2 separate regions of the Homo sapiens genome follow, and region 2 is linked to region 1. Evidence: read pairs that join two places in POLR2A ChIA-PET (ENCODE). Cell type or tissue: A673. All regions are shown on one strand. Links, peaks and the distances in the headings refer to the core of each region. The heading gives the core; the rest is flanking DNA.

What was found. ChIA-PET counts read pairs that join two places held together with the same protein. Peaks named below come from ENCODE experiments on the same cell type or tissue, not always from the same donor. Only the 100,000 strongest peaks of a DNase experiment are listed, where the experiment ranks them.
Region 2: POLR2A ChIA-PET joins it to region 1 with 5 read pairs; 2 of 35 experiments call an interaction of 5 or more read pairs at or near these places.

The regions. Positions count from the first base shown.
Region 1 is chr2:118,141,537-118,144,445 of GRCh38, reverse strand. LOC124907879 (a long non-coding RNA gene) reads left to right here and starts at 1,417. Exons shown (of 2, transcript XR_007087211.1): 1 at 1,417-1,522. RefSeq lists an enhancer at 1,636-2,309. In A673, for the core only: no CTCF peak of the experiment used is centred there; no DNase peak of the experiment used is centred there; H3K4me3 peaks cover 483 bases.
Region 2 is chr2:118,839,837-118,842,745 of GRCh38, reverse strand. It overlaps EN1 (engrailed homeobox 1), which reads left to right. Exons shown (of 2, transcript NM_001426.4): 2 at 1-575. Among named protein-coding and RNA genes, the nearest start is that of LINC01956, 5.1 kb to the right of the region's middle. RefSeq lists an enhancer at 1-503. In A673, for the core only: no CTCF peak of the experiment used is centred there; no DNase peak of the experiment used is centred there; H3K27me3 peaks cover 384 bases.

The DNA.
Region 1 (2,909 bases), core at 120-2,619:
GAATTTACCTGGGCTAGGCATGATAGCTCACGCCTATAATCCCAGCACCTTGGAGGGCCAAGATGGGACAATCACTTGAGCCCAAGGGTTCAAGACAAGCCTGGGCAATATAGTGAGACCCCCGTTTCTACAAAAAATAAGAAAATCAGCTGGACACAGTGGTGCATGCCTGTAGTCCTAGCTACTTAAGAGGCCGAGGTAGGAGGATTGCTTGGGCCTGAGAGGTTGAGGCTGCAGTGAGCCGAGATTGTGCCACTGCACTCCAGCCTGGGTGACAAAACAAGATCCTGTCTCAAAAAAAAAAAAATCTATATGTATATCTATATCTATCTATATCTATATATATCTATATCTATCTATCGATCTATCTATATACATAGAATCTATTTACATATATATAAATTTCCTGAGGATGTACTCCCTCAAAAGGAGGTGGGAGGGAAAAATTGGCAAAAACCAAGAAAGACAGAACTATGAATTATAGAAAAGTGTACAGCCAACCAGAATGTTGATGAAAAGAATTCCCTGGATAGGAAGTCTACTAAAAGTCTTGAAAGCAATTATAGAAAACTACTGAGTTTCAAGAAGATTGTCTTAAGGAGAACAAGTCTGAGAAATTAATAAAATTTCTACAGAGCTGGATGATATTTGGAATATAGTCAGAGAGATGTATGTTCTTTCTTCTACAAGAAAATATGGAAAGAATCAAAACTCATGGAAATAAAATTTGTACAAGAGCATTATTATATAAATAGAATACCAAAGGAAGATAAATTATTATATCAAAAATACACCTGTACTCATGTTTATTGCAGCACTAGTCACAATAGCAAAACCATGGAATCAACCTAATCGGCAACAGATAATTAGATAAAGACAATGTGGTGTATGTACACCATAGAATACTATGCAGCCATAAAAAGAATGAAATCATGTCTTTTGAACCAATGTGGATGGAGCTGGGGGCCATTATTCTAAGTGAACAAACTCAGAAACAGAATATCAGATACCGCGTATTCTCACTTGTAAGTGGGAGCTAAACAATGGGTACACGAGGACATAAAGACTAAAATAATAGACACTACCTGTAATACCAGCATTTTGGGAGGCTGAGGCAGGCAGATCACTTGAGGTCAGGAGTTGGAGACCAGCCTGGCCAACATGGTGAAACCCCATCTCTCCTAAAAATATAAAAATTAGCCAGCAGTGGTGGCAGGTGCCTGTAATCCCAGCTACTCAGGAGGCTAAGGCAGGAGAATCACTTGAAGCTGGGAGGCGGAGGTTGCAGTGAGCTGAGATCACTGCATTGCAGCCTGCCCAACAGAGCGAGACTCCATCTCAAAAAAAAAAAAAAAAATAGACACTGGGGACTCCAAATTGGGGGAGGGAGAGAGAGGTGAGGGTTAAAAAATTACCTATTGGTGCGGGGAGGAGCCAAGATGGCCGAATATGAACAGCTCCTGTCTACAGCTCCCAGCGTGAGCAACGAAGAAGACGGGTGATTTCAGCATTTCCATCTGAGGTACCGGGTTCATCTCACTAGGGAGTGCCAGACAGTGGGTGCAGGTCAGTGGGTGAGCGCACCATGCGCGAGCCCAAGCAGGGCGAGGCATTGCCTCACTTGGGAAGCGCAAGGGGTCAGGGAGTTCCCTGTCTGAGTCAAAGAAACGGGTGACGGACGGCACCTGGAAAATCGGGTCACTCCCACCCGAATACTGCGCGTTTCCGACGGGCTTAAAAAAACGGTGCACCACGAGATCATATCCCGCACCTGGCTCGGAGGGTCCTACGCCCACGGAGTCTCGCTGATTGCTAGCACAGCAGTCTGAGATCAAACTGCAAGGCGGCAGCGAGGCTGGGGGAGGGGCGCCCGCCATTGCCCAGGCTTGATTAGGTAAACAAAGCAGCCAGGAAGCTCGAACTGGGTGGAGCCCACCACAGCTCAAGGAGGCCTGCCTGCCTCTGTAGGCTCCACCTCTGGGGGCAGGGCACAGACAAACAAAAAGACAGCAGTAACCTCTGCAGACTTAAATGTCCCTGTCTGACAGCTTTGAAGAGAGCAGTGGTTCTCCCAGCACGCAGCTGGAGATCTGAGAAGGGGCAGACTGCCTCCTCAAGTGGGTCCCTGACCCCTGACCCCCGAGCAGCCTAACTGGGAGGCACCCCCCAGCAGGGGCACACTGACACCTCACACGGCAGGGTATTCCAACAGACCTGCAGCTGAGGGTCCTCTCTGTTAGAAGGAAAACTAACAAACAGAAAGGACATCCACAGGAAAAACCCATCTGCACATCACCATCATCAAAGACCAAAAGTAGATAAAAACCACAAAGATGGGGAAAAAACAGAACAGAAAAACTGGAAACTCTAAAAAGCAGAGCGCCTCTCCTCCTCCAAAGGAACGCAGTTCCTCACCAGCAACGGAACAAAGCTGGATGGAGAATGACTTTGACGAGCTGAGAGAAGAAGGCTTCAGACGATCAAATTACTCTGAGCTACGGGAGGACATTCAAACCAAAGGCAAAGAAGTTGAAAACTTTGAAAAAAATTTAGAAGAATGTATAACTAGAATAACCAATACAGAGAAGTGCTTAAAGTAGCTGATGGAGCTGAAAACCAAGGCTCGAGAACTACGTGAAGAATGCAGAAGCCTCAGGAGCCGATGCGATCAACTGGAAGAAAGGGTATCAGCGATGGAAGATGAAATGAATGAAATGAAGCGAGAAGGGAAGTCTAGAGAAAAAAGAATAAAAAGAAATGAGCAAAGCCTCCAAGAAATATGGGACTATGTGAAAAGACCAAATCTACGTCTGATTGGTGTACCTGAAAGTGATGGGGAGAATGGAACCAAGTTGGAAAACACTCTGCAGGATATTATCCAGGAGAACTTCCCCAATCTAGCAAGACAG
Region 2 (2,909 bases), core at 271-2,770, 700 kb before region 1:
TCGGACAGGTGCTATCGAAAAATAAGATCCATTCTCTATTCCCAGTATAAGGGACGAAACTGCGAACTCCTTAAAGCTCTATCTAGCCAAACCGCTTACGACCTTGTATATATTTAATTTCAGGTAAGGAAAACACATACGTGTAGCGATCTCTATTTGCTGGACATTTTTATTAATCTCCTTTATTATTATTGTTATAATTATTATAATTATTATAATTATTTTATCCCCTCCCCCACCGCCTCGCTGCCCCCGCCCAGTTTCGTTTTCGTTGCCTTTTTCATTTGAATGTCATTGCTTCTCCGGTGCCTCCCGACCCGCATCGCCGGCCCTGGTTTCTCTGGGACTTTTCTTTGTGTGCGAGAGTGTGTTTCCTTTCGTGTCTGCCCACCTCTTCTCCCCCACCTCCCGGGTCCCTTCTGTCGGTCTGTCTGTTCTGCCCCCCTTTCGTTTTCCGGAGACTTGTTGAGAAATACGACCCCACAGACTGCGAGACTGAACCGCCGCTACAAGCCAAAGATTTTATTATGTTCAGAAACCTGTAGTCTGAAATAAAGTGTACACTGTGCTCACGAGCGCTGGCGGCTCTCCTGTTTGCGGGCTCGGGAAGGACGTGGGTCCGGGCACACAGCGCCCCAGCGCCCCTGCGCACGCCGGGCGGGGAGCCGGCCGGGCCTTGCGATCACCGCACAACGAATGCAGGGCGAAGGGGAAGCGCGACCCAGATTTGGGTTTAGCCTGGGTCTGAAGGGTCTGGCGGGACACGCCTGGTCTCCGATTGCGTTCAAGGGAACTCAAAGGCCGACAACCACAGTCCTGGCTTCGGAAACGCTGCCTGGGCTGCGGGGCAGCTCCCCGCACCGGTCCAGGCCCAGCCCAGTGGCGGCCTCCTCCTGTACAAACTGCTTTTCACTCCAACCTGCACTTTTCTTTTTCTTTCTTTCTTTTATTTCCCCTGGTGCAGGTTTTGCTGCAGATTTTTTTTATCCAGAGATAGAAGGGGGCCTGCCTTCCTCCCTCCCCGACAGCCCGCTTGGGCGAGGGGCACTTTGGCCTGGCCTCTTGGCCGCCTGGACTCACTGCACTTCGTTTGCGGGAGGGCTTCTGTTGGCGAAGCAGCAGGTCCGGGGGCGGCCTGCGGAGCCTCGCGGGGCTCGGATCTCCTGGGCCCGCAATGCCGGAGGAGAGGAGGCCCAAATGCTGGGAAAGCTGTTCGGAGTGGCTGCTTGGGCCTTGAACCCGAGGTGGGCGCACGTCTGCCGTATCTGGGCCCTAAACCAAAGAGGGTTCCCTTAGGCATCCCAACAAAGCCTAACTTTCTTCCTCACCAAGGGGGGCGCACATAGAAGCCCCCAGGGCCCTCAGGACACCCTGGGTTCCCAGAAGGAAATGTCTGGCCTCTTGCTGCTAACACTGGGGCCCATCCTTCCAGAGCAGGAGCTGCTCTCAGATCTTAAGAGGTTAAGGGGAGGAAGGGAAGTTTCCTTCTCAGGAGGTATTATCTTTGTCCAGGATTTTTTTAAATTGTAAATTCCACTCCCACATTTTTTCTCTCTTCGGCAATATGTATGTATATACCCACACGTGTGCAGCTAGACGGGCAGGTGCCCACACATACTTGTGTGCATATACAATAATGTGCAGATATTGGTGCACCTAAGTTCCTACCAGTTTTTTGTGTATTCCTGTACCCGTGAGTATTGTGCAACTGATTTTCTTCTCTAATTAGATACACAATTGGACGTTTGTGAGTTCACTGTGTGTACATGCATGAATTTGTGTTTGCACACTGGAATGTCTGCAGGTGTGTTTGCTGGGTTTGTTCATGTGTGAGATCCCTGTTCTCTGTGCTCTTCCCTTGAGTTTCTCAACTGTTTTTGTAGGATTGATTTTGTGCAAAATGATAATGGCTAGTTATTCCACCTTTTTTATTGAAAAATTTTCCCTGATTTGGCCCAATGTACTGTTTGCTCCTGGCCGGGGAACTAACAGGGCTAGATCTCAATCCCAGGAAGCCTAGGTCCCCTCCAAATCCCTACATAAGGGTTTGGCGGCTAGAGTGGAATTGGAGGGTGCATTTGACACTGCTGTGGGTTCCCAACTTTATTGCAATTAATTTCCTTCCTTCCATCTGCCCATTGTTTTCTGGAGGAGTAACTCTTGCATATAATAGGTGCTCAACCAATCTTTGTGGGCAGAGTTAGAAGCAGTGAGATGGGCCCTTCCCTGGGGTTGGTCTAGGGGAGTTGTTTTCTGGTAGTCAAAAGCCTGTGCTTTGCTTGCCTTGGGGAGTGGGCTTGGACTCTTCAAGCCTTCCAGGCTTTCCTGTTAAACAGTCTGAGGCCTGTGTCTTGGAGCACCCTTCTCCTAATACCTCTCAGAATTTCAGGAAGAGTCCCATTCCATTTCACCCTCCCAGCACATCAGATGTGATGTTAAGGATGCTCAACTCTATATATTGGAGAACCTTACTATTTTGAATGTCTAGGAATTGGCTACACTCCCTTCTCCCCTCCCTATTGTGGCCTCTTAGGATATTCAAGTCCCCCAAGACTACCAGGTCCAGAGGCTGGGACAGAGGTCGGTGTGAGCAGCAACTCTAGGAACCACCCCATTCCTCATGCTCCCCTTCCTCTATCCAAGAGATCAAAGTCAAGAGCTCTTTCCTTTAACCCAGCGAGAGGAGGAGAAGGTGGTCACCCATCCCCATGATTGTGTCAGTAAAGTGTATAGACGTGAATGTCATTATTATGTAATTTGCTTTCTTGCCCATTATCTCCTTTTATCTTCCAATCACTATGGGAAAATGGATTTTTCTTCATTGTTCAGTGAAAGAACATGAAGCTCTGAGAACTTAAACATTTTGTTTGTGCCTCCTCCTTGACTATGTATGTCTAAGTCGCATCGAC